Regions from separate parts of the Homo sapiens genome. Here region 1 is linked to region 2. Evidence: read pairs that join two places in POLR2A ChIA-PET (ENCODE). Cell type or tissue: GM12878. All regions are shown on one strand. Links, peaks and the distances in the headings refer to the core of each region. The heading gives the core; the rest is flanking DNA.

Region 1 (6,237 bases), core at 411-5,410, 52 kb after region 2:
CAGCTACAGCCCTTCCCACAGAATCAAGTTGCCTTCCCTTAGCAACCAGCATCACTTTCATGTTACCCAGATTGTTTCTCTCCCATGTTCCTATCTCCGCAACACTCTGAAAAAGTAACAGCATTACACACAATAAGGCTTAATAAGAACAAACGAATAGTATAGCAGTATGCTGATGACAATCTAGGCCCAAGCCTCTGTGATATCTCATCTGGAAGAGTAAGACAAAACCAGAATTCTTTTTTAAGCAGAATTTTTGGAAACTGGCCTCTAAAAGTATTCCCCAATGAAGGACAGAAATGATGACTATTCACAGGTAGTTTCTTAACCCAAGTGGCTCTCATCAGGCAGACAAACGTTCTCTGAAAAAAAAAAAAAAAACAGGCTCAGCTATGCTAGTGATTCTATGAACTGTAGACTGTGGTACCATTATGTAACATGATGTGTATATCAATCAATACAGCACCATAAATATTATTAGTAACTATAGTTTTCCTTTATAATTATTAACACCTCTTTATGTTTTATCTTAAAGCATTAAAAATTATATAGTACCCTATTCATCCAGAAAACCCTTTTAAGATGACAGATGAACAACCCTATCTAGGAATCTGTGGAAAAAACAAAAACAAAACCTTAAACAATTAGGCCAGAAAAGACAAATTACAAGCTCTTGAAAGCAATGTGAAACTTTATGAAATATGAAATGGTTTTTAAAGGTTTCTTTCAATAAGCTTCTCATCTTTATCCTCAAAAGCCAACCAAAGACCTTAAAAAAAAAAAAAAGCACATGATTTGAGGTTCAAGGGGACGTTTCAGCAAAAATTAGGGATTAAAATTCTAATTTTTGCGGCATTCTAATTAGATCCTCTTTGCATTTTCAGTGAAAAAGGTACAGATCCTGCTGGAGAACCATTAAGCTATTAGATTTCATGTTGTTATCATTCTGAATCCATTAATTTTTTAAAGGCTGGCTTTTTTGTAATACCTACTACAAAAGATGGGAGAAAGAAATGTAAAAAAGTAAAAAAAAGAAGGTTAAAATCATCCATAAACTTCCCAACGATTTTTCATACTCTTTGTAGTTCCTTCTAATCTCATCTCCCGGTGTATGTGTGTCTGTGATTATAGTGTATTGTGCAATTTTATATCCTGCTTTTTAGAATCTGCTCAGATTGAAAAGTGTGAAGGAAACCAAGGTAGGCATCTAACAAAAGTTATTACTTAAAACTTAACACTGCACCAGGCGTGGTGGCTCACCCTTATAATCCCAGCACTTTGGGAGGAGGATCACTTAACCTCAGGAGTTTGAGACCAGCCTGAGATAGTGAGATCTAGTCTCCAGAAAAAAAATAAAAAATTAGCCAGGTGTGGTGGTGTATGCCTATAATCTCAGCTACTCTGGAGGCTGAGGTGGGAGGATGGCTGCAGCCCAGGAGATCAAGGCCGCAGTCTGGGTGAGAGCGAGAACCTGTCTCAAAAAATAGAAAAGCAAAAAATAAAACTTATGCTGCAATAAAAAGCATGACATTATTTAACAGTTATCCGTTACTGGACATTTATGTTGTTCCCAATTTTTAATTTCCTTAACCCATACTGAAAAACATATTTTTACACTATTTCCTTGAATATTAGTAAATAAAAATTGTTAAATCAAAGGATATGACAAAATTTCGAACTTTTCAATCATACTGCAATATATTTTCCCAAAAAATTGCACAAATTTATATCCCAACCATTGAGATGCAAACTGTACTCTTGGTAATCTTGCCAATAGTTATTTTTTAAAAACTTCAAAGCAAAAAGTACAATGCTTATTTTATAGGTGCAAAATGGTCACAGGTTTAACATTTTAATGATATCATTTCAGGACCCCAGTTAATCCACAACGTTGAGAAAAAGAACAGGAATCCTGGCTCCTTTTTTAAAGTTCTGCAACTCATGTTAGAGATTAGTGAATGATTCTATGCTACTTTGTAAATTATCAAGCTTATTTGTTCAATCAACAAATATATCCAAATATATTACCTCTACTATATGCAGGTACTGGGGATACAGTCACCTTTTTTGTTTTTATGCTGTCATCTTTTGTGGTTTTTGAGATGGAGTCTCACTCTGTTGCCCAGGCTGTAGTGCAGTGGCACGATCTTGGCTCACTGCAACCTCCGCCTCCCAGGTTCAAGTGATTCTCCTGCCTCAGCCTCCTGAGTAGCTGGGACTACAGGCGTGTGCCACCATGCCCAGCTAATTTTTTGGTATTTTTTTAGTAGAGATGGGGTTTCACCATGTTGACCAGGCTGGTCTCGAACTCCTGACCTCAGGTGATCCACTTGCCTCGGCCTCCCAAAGTGTTGGGATTACAGGCGTGAGCCAATGTGCCTGGTCCCGTCATCCTAAATATGTTCTTGACTCACCTTTTTTCCCCTATAGTCTGAGCTATGTGGTCAGTACATTTATTAATATTTAAGAAACTGACCTAGTTTCACTTTTAATGGGTAACACACACAGTTCAAGATTCAAAAGGTAGGTTATTTTTATTAATATTAGTATTAATACTAATAATATAAGATATAAGGTATCTAAATGAAGATGTCAAACTGAGAGTTAAATATATAAAACTAGAGTTCAACAGGCCAGGATTAGACCTATAAATCTTACTGGCATACACATTGTTTTTAAAGATTTCTTAAAGAGGTTAGAGAAGACAGCCTAGATTACAGTTCTAGAGCACTCCACTAAATTTGGGAAGTCAAACAAAGGAGAATGAGAAGGACCAGCTAGAGAGATGCAGGAGAAAACCTAAGAGGTATTAACTAAGAAGCACAAGAGTGTTTTTTCAATGAGCATTAAGTAGTTAACTATGTTGAAAACTGCTGGGGGGAAAGATAACTGAGAAGTAGCTACGTAATCTGGCAATATGGAGAACTGGTGCCTTTAACAAAAGTAGTTTTGGTGGGAGTAGTAGAGGCAGAAGCCTTACTGAAGTATGTACAGAATTAGAAGTAGGGAAGAAAAGAAACTACAGGCCGGGTGTGGTGGCTCATTTTGGGTGGCTCCCAGCACTTTGGGAGGCCGAGGCAGGAAGATCACCTGAGGTCAGGAGTTCGAAACCCGCCTGGCCAACATGCTGAAACCCCGTCTCTACTAAAAATACAAAAATTAGCCGGGTGTGGTGGCAGGCGCCTGTAATCCCAGCTACTCGAGAGGCTGAGGCAGGAGAATCACTTGAACCCAGGAGGCGGAAGTTGCAGTGAGCCAAGATCGTCCCATTGCACTCCAGCCTGGAGGACGAGAGTGAGACTTCGTCAAAAAAAAAAAAAAAAAGAAATGACAAACTACTGATACTTTTTTCACGAAGTTTAGCTTTCAAATTAGAACAAAAGGACCAAGTGCAATCAAGACAGTTGTTACACAGAATACATCTGTATTCTGATGTTGGACTAAGAAACGGTGGTGAATAAATCAAAATAAATCAAATTGTGATAGTAGAGTAGAAAGTTTAGTAATTTAGTGCCTTTATTCCAATTCATTATACATGAACCTATGGTTAACAACTTTTGGAATCCCTCCCCATTTGGTTTATCTGGAAAACAGGAAAATCGCCAACTCTGCTATCACTTTTTTGGTCCTTTTTGGAGCAAAATAAAGACAGTCATGTAACACGTAACATTTTGGTCAACAATCAAATGTGCATATATGGTAAGCCTGAAAGATTATACCACTATATTTTTACTGTACCTTTTCTATATTTAGATATGTTTAGATACACAAATACTTGCCATTGTGTTAACATTGTACTCAGTACAGTAACACGCTGTACAGGTCTGTGTATTTTCTATGATGCTCACATGCAATCACCCAAACTGCATTTCTCAGAACTCTGTCATTAAGCAACACATGACTGCACATCAGCTCAATTTTCCTTCTTTGTAATGGGTTATACCATATGTACTATTTTTACACTAAAAACGAGAAGATACAGAAGAAAAATAAACACAATTTTAACAGCCATTTTAACTGAAGTGGCATTTTTGCATGTTTTCATCATTTGCTGTGTATCTTTAAATAGCACAATACCTTAGCACGTTAAAGAAAAAAATACCTGAGGGTAGCAGCAAATCCAAATGCAGTTAGGAAAACCATGGACGATCTGCTTGAGATTTCAAGAATTTTGAATAGATGTGAAAATTCTATTGGTGTACAGCTTTATGAACAAGGAATTCAGCTTTATCATCAGTTATTAGAAAGCTGTGCAAGGAATTAAGTTTTATCCATAGCTTTATCAGTGGAGAGTGGCTTACAGAAAGAACTATCAGATGTGTTTAAATTTTAACAGCCCTAATGTTTTGGCATTGCTGTTATTTATGCACTCCTTATTTATAGCTTTGATAGCTTTAATTTTCTAGTCTTATCATGTGCCTGACAAATGTAGTTATATGCCTTACTGACATTTCCATTAAAAACTTTAATTTTGAATTATTCATGCATAACTATGGAATTTGTTACACTGGGCTGAAAGTTGACAGGATTTCAACCACCATCTGTAAATTTTTATTTAGATTATGTATCTCATAATCTTGTTTTTTAAAAGAACAGGGGAAACATTTCTTGTAATCTGCTGTTTAACAAATAATAGTTTTTTAAAGTTAGGCAGTTTACAGTGAGCCAGATCATTTTTGTATTGATTGAAAAATACAACTTTTAGAAACTTAGGTTTCAGTATTAACGACAGCATTTAGCTTAGCATTACTTGTTGTTTGAATCATTTAACTCTAAGGAAGACACTGGTTAAGAATGTTTTCTAAGTTTTATACCCTATAAATGAAGACCTAAAAAAAGTATAAAATGAAATACAGTGAAATGTACAAAATTCCAGTTGACTTTTATTACCTAAAATTTAAATGTGTACTTAATAAATCTTGAGTGATTACTTGATAAATCACTAGATAGGTGGTACGTTTCAACAGTTATTTAATGCTTTCTGAAGAAATAATTTCTGGTCATTAAAAACTAATCATGTTCTGCATCAAGAATTATGGCTTTCTAAAATTATTATAACTCTTAAAGTTTTAACTCATTGATGACTCAAGAATAAATTTTAGAAAACTTAGGATAGCATTCTGTTCCTGTAACAATCTCAATGAAGTTTTTTTGCAAGACTAAAATGTATTTGATTTATTCCTTAAATTTTAGATTTTGTTAGATGCCATTTAAATAATGGTACAGAATTCACTCCTTAGAAGCATTTTTTCAGACAAGCTGAAGTGGTTTTAATAAGACTGAGTACTATTTAAATTACCTTTTAGAATTATTTTAATCATTGAGTTTTTAAACATGTGGCATCTTTACCAAGTACATTGGAACGTTTATTATTGACAGAACAGGTTGGGATACAATAAGGACTTGGGATAAGTCATTTCATTAATAATCAATACAAATGCTGTGCGTTTTAATTTATAAAACCATACAGAACACCTTCTGCCAAACTTCAAAATTTGTATATACTTCTGGGCCACAAAAGTTGATAGTTTTATTTATGACTACTTAGATTGTTATTTATGCATGAAACAAGGCAGGAAAATACATTGAGAATTATGTTTACAGTGAACTTCTTTAATGCATCATATTTCTTAAAACATACTTTTAATGTGTACTTAGTATTTTAAAAACCAAACAAAACAATTATACAATTGCAGGTTTGTACATGTTGTCAATGACAAAAATAAAACCATTCTGGTGGCTTAAAAAAAAAAACACATAACCTTAAGTGTGGTACAAAACTCTTATAATGGAGTTATTGTGTCTTCATTATAATATAACCTTATAGCTCCCAATGAAAAAGATGAACCTATTTAATATACTATAGCCTGGAAGAACGAAAAGGGATAAGCATAAAGAAATAACTCTTGGATCTGTTATTTAACACAGAATTCAATTAAAGAAATGAGTTATTCATGCTATTCTTCCTTTCAGTATTGATGTAAAGTTCTTATCCAATGGGTTATCTTAGACTGGTATTTCCATCAATTGAGTCTACCTATCGTCCTGATTTTTCTGGGCATTTAAGTGTTGAATATCTTCTAAAAACCAGAATCAAGGAATAAAGTCACCTTTCTTCCCAGTTTTGGGGGCTAATTCTGTAAACAGCTGTATACTCATTTCCAACTACAGTACTGATACAAGTATGAAAGAGTTTAGATGCTATTAGTGGCAATCATGAGCAGCACAGGAACCAAC
Region 2 (6,237 bases), core at 872-5,871:
GTCTCGACCTCCTGGGCTCAAGCAATTCCCCCACTTCAGCCTCCTGAGTAGCTGGGACTATAGGCGCCTTCTACCAAGCCTGGCTAACTTTTTTTTTTTTTTTTTTTTTTGAGACGGAGTCTCACTCTGTTGCCCAGGCTGGAGTGCAGTGGTGCAATCTCGGCTCACTGCAAGCTCCGCCTCCCAGGTTCATGCCATTCTCCTGCCTCAGCTTCCCAAGCAGCTGGGACTACAGGCACCCACCACCACACCTGGCTAATTTTTTTTTGTATTTTTAGTTGAGATGGGGGTTTCACCGTGTTAGCCAGGATGGTCTCGATCTCCTGACCTTGTGATCTGCCCGCCTCGGCCTCCCAAAGTGCTGGGATTACAGGCGTGAGCCACCACGCCTGGCCCTTTTTAATTTGTTGTAGAGATGGGGCTTCCTGTATTGCTCAGGCTGGTCTCAAACTAGTGGCCTCAAGCGATCCTCCCACCTCAGCCTCTCAAAGTTCTGAGATTATAAGCTTGAGCCATCGTGCCTGTCCTAGGGATTATTGACAAGACAAAAAACGAAAGGTGTTCATCTTTTGTAAGAAACATAGACCTCATTCCTTGATACCTATGGAATTTTCATGTTAGGTTGGCTATCTTATGAATCCTAGTTTGAATGCCCAGATGCTTTTTACATCTTTTTTGAACCATTCCCAAGTTTTGTGCTATAGTACTTCTCTTTCAGGTGAAAAATATGGCACAGATACCAAGATGATAAGAAATATCTGAAGTTTCCAAGCCTGTGTTATGGCTTAGCATTTTCTAAAAGAGTGCTGTCCAGTAGAAATATGATGTGAGCAGCCATATATGTAATTTACATTTCTTAGTAGCCATATGAAAAAGTATAAAGAAACAAGTGAAATATTAATAATTTTATTTAACCCCTTATTTCCAAAATATTAATACTATCATTTCAACATATAATCAATATTTAAAAAAAAATTTTAAACTAGGCATGGTGGCTCAGGCCTGTAATCCCAGCACTTTGGGAGGCTGAGGTGGGAGAATCACTTGAGCCCAGGATTTTGAAACCAGCCTGAGCAACAAAATGAGATCCTGTCACACACACACAAAAAATTAGCTGGGCATGGTGGCACCCACCTGTGGTCCCAGCTGCAGGCTCGCACCACTGAACTCCAGCCTGGGTGACAGAACAAGACTCTATCTCAAACAGAAAACAAACTGAGATACTTTTACAATTTTTTTGTATGAAGTCTTTGAAATCCAGTATGTATTTTACATTAACAGCCCATCTGAATTCACGCTAGCCATGTTTCAGATGCTCAGTTACCACGTATGGCTAGTACAGGCGATGTCCCAAATCCAAAATCCGAAATGCTCCAAAATCCAAAACTTCCTGAGCACTGACTTGATGCTACAAGTGGGAATTTCCACACAAAAGTACTTAACACAAACTTCATTTCATGCACAAAAATTTTAAAAATATAAAATTGTCTTCCAGGCTATGTGTGTAAGGTGTATATGAAACAAATTTTGTGCTTAGACTTGTGTCCCACCCCAAGATCTCACTATGTATATGTAAATATTCCAAAGCCCGAAAAAATATCTGAAATCAGAAACGCTTCTGGTCCCAAGCATTTTGGATAAGGGATACCCAACCATTTCAGACAGCTTAGTTTTAAAGCAGCTGAAATGTTATGGTGATTCCATAACCAAGTTTGTGAAACATTTTTCTTTGTTGTGGGACTTTGGAAGCTTTAATATGCCAATTTTCATTGTGACTATAGTTGGTGAGGGTGGATGAGTAGCACTTTATAAACTGTTTAGGTGGTGTGGCCTTTTTAGCCCTAGCACAACGCCTTACTCAATTCTTAACTCCAGCTCCCTAGAGCATTCACTAGATACGTTTCTGCAGAATATACTTTGGGAAACATGGTTCAATGAATCGCCTTCCTCTGCTTTTCCCTCCCATCCTGCCCCCTAGGGTAAACTAAAACCTGAAAATGTCCTCCCCTCTTCTGCCCACAACTACCTTTAAAAGTTTTCTTTAGTACAAGCTTTAGTACACAGTTTGGACAGTCTTTCCCACTGTCTTGTGTTAGAAGAGCACTAAATTATTCTCAGGGCTTGCGAGTCAGTCTTGATCTCAACTTATTAGCTGGCTGTGGTATCATCTGAAGTCAGTTTCAGTCCATCTAGACTGGTGAAACTAGGAGGAGAGGGAGAGAATGGTTTTCTCGAGAAAGCAAAGCAGCATCCCATAGCTAGGGCAAATGGGAAAAGAAGGAACACTCTCCACTTGGTGCCATGTAGTGCAAACGAGTTTCTAAATCAGCCCACTCTGTGGGTGGTCACTGATCACAAAATAAGTGACTCATCCTCTAAGAAGGGTGGTGACAGTTCTTGCTCCTTTATTCCTTCTTGGATGTGATATATAAAGTCAATGATTTGGGGAGAAGGTACATACACTGAATTCCTCAGTAGATACCATAGTGAGAGGGAGGCCCTCTGTGGAGGGGGCAAGTGTAGTGGGCTCTGAGGCTCAGATCTTTGGTTCCAAAGACAAAAGTATCTTCCTTTATCCCCATCCCCCCAATAAAAAAAAAAAGAAGAAAACAAAGACGGTGAAAAGCAAGGGCTTTTTATGATTAGTGTTAGTCAAGCAATTCAAACTTGGAGCATTTGGCCTCTGCAAATAATCATGTAAGATTAGAGTTGCTACTTCATGCCATTTTTGTTGTCGCTTATTTAAGAACAAGGATCAGTAGGGATGGTAATAAAATAATTTTTAAAAATGCAAAGAAGAGAAAAAGAATAAAGCTATGATTAAGATAGCTGGGTCTGTGCCAGCAGCCCCTTCCTCTGTCTTAGAGCTACCAATGCTATTCTCTGAGGAGTGCAGGCTTTAGTTTATTTCCTCTAGATAGAGCTTCTAGGTGATCAAGCACAGCTATTTCTCTCAAAGGAGGGTTAGTCACCCAAAGGTGAAACAGTTCTCTCCTCTCCTCTCATTCAGCCTGCCAAAACAACTTTGCCTTTTTTTGTGTGTGCTAGAAAAGTAATTAAGAAAAATAAATGCCATCACTTTTTCTTTAGTACTCTAAGTTTTCTCTCTTCCACCCCTAGATCAGTGGACTGTAATCTCTGGGTGTGGGGCCTAGGCACTGGTATTTCTGGAAGGTCCTCAGGGGATGCTGGTGCATAGGAAGGGTTGAGATGCACTGGCCTTACTCTTGCTGTGTGTAAGCCCAGTCCAGGCTAATACCTCTCCATGGACCCCTTCTTTTAGCTGCCTCTTTGCTCTTCATAAATGTCGTTCTCCTTTCTGCTGTGTCCTCTCTTCTCTAAATATCTGAATTCTGCTCAGTCTGATTCCCTACTTTAGAACCTTCCCTGTAATCCAGTCTCTTCTCACTTTCCTTCTGTGAGCCTGGCTGTCAAAGATGTGCCCTGGCACTTACTCCTTGTGCTGTGAGGGACTTGTGTAGGTCTTGCCTCCTAACTATAGAATAAGCTCTTCTTTAATGGTAGGTGCCAGTTTCCTCATTTTTGTAGCCTTTTTAGCCCTAGGGACAATGACTTACCAAGTTCTTGATTTCATGTATATTAAGTTTTAAGCAAAGTGAGAATTTAGCGTTATCAAAAAGTAACCTACATTCTTGGGACATTCTGAGCTCACAGTAGAAGGCAGGGACTGTTTAGAAACCTGGATATGCTAGATATCAAAACAGGAAATGGTGCTTCAAGCTCTCATGCAATTAAAATCATTTTTCTCTTTTTCTTTCTGCTAAGTTGTATGTAGCAGAGGCCAGTAGTAAATAAAATATTGTATTAAAAAAAACTTAAACTGAGGTCTGGTCTCTCAGAAGCTGATGGTCTACTGAGTTTTCTCTGGATGTGATTTTTGCTGGTCTTTGGTAATATCCTTTGCTTACTGAATTGAGTCACTTTTTTCTTATAGTTGGCTCATAGGCTATGTATGGGTATAGTGACCATATTTTCTGAGTTGCTGAAGGGACATATGGGTGGATAAACCTCAGTGTCCCTGTGAGAATGGTGGAATGCATTTGAAATTGGAGCTGCCATAGAAATTGGGGCCAGGGTGTGAAGCCAGCTCAGCTCTCTCAGCTCTGAGGAGCCTGATCTCTCATTGGTAAGATTCCCCCTTAGACATGGTATAAATAGTGCAAATACCATATTAGCTGCCATTTACTGACCCTCTACTGAATGTCAGATACTCTCTTGTAGGGGCTTTCTATGTATTCTCTTCTAATCCTTATTACGACTTCACATGGTAGACATTGTACAAATATGAAAACTAAGGCTTAAAAGTTGTAACTTTTAAAATACAGGTCCACATGTAGCAGTGGAGGTCATGTGTTTGGGAGAGAATCGAGTGTAAAAGTTGTAAAGGGTGGGTGTGCCCAAATTCTCATAAATGCTTTCTCTTGCACATCCCGTGCTCTCGGCACTGTTCAAAGTCTGGTGTTGCTTTGGGAAGTCTCAGAGCAGTAGTACCTATGGGTCATAATTCGCGGCGTCCTAGAGTTAGCCAGTGAGACAGAATGTCTCCTTGCTTTCCACCTGTGTGGCTGCTATACCTCCGGTTGTCTCTAGTGACAGTGCAAGGGGAAGCTCCTGTACAGTCAGAGCCATGCTGCTCTGAGGGACCCATATTAAATCCCTGGACACAGGGCCTGAGGTTTCTTTATTCAGCTGGGCTCAAAATAAACCTTCTCCCACATTTTGCATCCTCTCGTTATGCTTTTTCCTGGCCCCTTAGGCTTCTGACTGGGCCACTTACACAGCTTTCATGGTGAGAAGTTGTGATTTGGAAGAAGAGAAGCAAAGTCATTTCTGAGAATCAAACTTTTATTTATGGTATTGGGACCCTTAAGTTTGCTTGAGAAATGCAGAACTTTGGAGGCAAAATTGTAGGATGTGGCTCAAGGGTCTGAATCACTCAGTCCAGGTAAACAATGGTAGGAAGTAGCACCCTTTGGGCATTTAATACCTGCTCAATGTGTTGCCTTGCTCTTTCCCCATCCCAGGAGAAGACAATCACTGTCTTCAGTGGCCTGAGGAACTCGTGGGTAGGGAGGGTAAGGGATGAGTATAAAATGGGATTGAGCCTTTTATAAAAGGAAGAACAAAGTGCCTGGAGGTATTGTTCCTAGACCAAACTGAGGGTCAGGCTGCTATTTCTGGTGGCCCAATAATGAGATGCAGTTGAGGAGCTGAATGTTAATAGGTAAGACAATGGGGAAAATGTCCCCAGGGAATTTCAGAGAGCTTCACAGCAGCCCCCACACTACAGGCCCTGAGGCCTGTCAAGGAAAAATGGTTTTGTGGATCAGGTCCTGGACTCCAGTGCCCTGTGTCACAGCTGCTCCAGCTCCAGCTGTGGCTAAAAGGGGCCAAGATATAGCTTGAGCTGTTGCTTAAGAGGGTCCAAGCCCCAAACCTTGGTGGCTTCCACGTGCTGTTGGGTCTGTGGGTGCACAGAAGGCAAGAGTTTGGGAGCCTCCGCCTAGATTTCAGAGGATGTATGGAAATGCTTGGATGTCCAGAAGTCTGCTGCAAGGGGGAGCCGTTATGGATTGCATTGTATGCCTGGAAAAGCCACAGACACTCAGCGCCAGCCTGTGAAAGCAGCTGTGGGGGCTGTACCCTGCAGAACCACAGGGCCATGTGGAGTTGCTCAAGGCCTTAGGAGCCCACTCCTTGCATTAGTGTGGCCTAGATGTGAAACATAGAGCCAAAGGAGGTTATTTTGGAGCTTTAAGACTTAATGACTGCCCTGCTGGGTTTTAGACTTGCATGGGGCCTGTAGCCCCTTCATTTTGGCTGATTTCTCCCTTTTGGAATGGGTCTGTTTACCCAATGCCTGTAACCCCCATTGTATCTTGGAAGTAACTAACTTGTTTTTGATTTTACAGGCTCATAGGTGGAAGGGACTTGCCTTGTCTCAGATGAGACTTTGGACTTGGACTTTTGAGTTAATGCTGGAATGAGTTAAGACTTCGGGGGGACTGTTGGGAAGGCATGATTGGTTTTGAAATGTGAGAAGGACATGAGGTTTCGGAGGGCCCAGGGGCTGAATGACATGGTTTGGCTGTGTCCTTACCCAAATCTCATGTCAAATTGTAATCTCCACATGTTGAGGGGCAGGGAGGGACGTGATCAGGTCATGGGGGCAGTTTCTAATGGTTTAGCACCATCCCCCAGTGCTGTCTCATGAAC

What was found. Peaks named below come from ENCODE experiments on the same cell type or tissue, not always from the same donor. Only the 100,000 strongest peaks of a DNase experiment are listed, where the experiment ranks them.
Region 1: POLR2A ChIA-PET joins it to region 2 with 12 read pairs; 29 of 35 experiments call an interaction of 5 or more read pairs at or near these places.

Annotation. Positions count from the first base shown.
Region 1 is chr7:87,157,364-87,163,600 of GRCh38, reverse strand. DMTF1 (cyclin D binding myb like transcription factor 1) reads right to left here. Exons shown (of 18, transcript NM_001142327.2): 2 at 1-106. Among named protein-coding and RNA genes, the nearest start is that of DMTF1-AS1, 8.0 kb to the right of the region's middle. In GM12878, for the core only: no CTCF peak of the experiment used is centred there; no DNase peak of the experiment used is centred there; H3K4me3 peaks cover 678 bases; H3K27ac peaks cover 343 bases.
Region 2 is chr7:87,210,147-87,216,383 of GRCh38, reverse strand. The region is part of intron 1 of TMEM243 (transmembrane protein 243); the gene reads left to right. Among named protein-coding and RNA genes, the nearest start is that of TMEM243, 6.5 kb to the left of the region's middle. RefSeq lists an enhancer at 3,673-3,722. In GM12878, for the core only: no CTCF peak of the experiment used is centred there; no DNase peak of the experiment used is centred there; H3K4me3 peaks cover 3,885 bases; H3K27ac peaks cover 3,635 bases.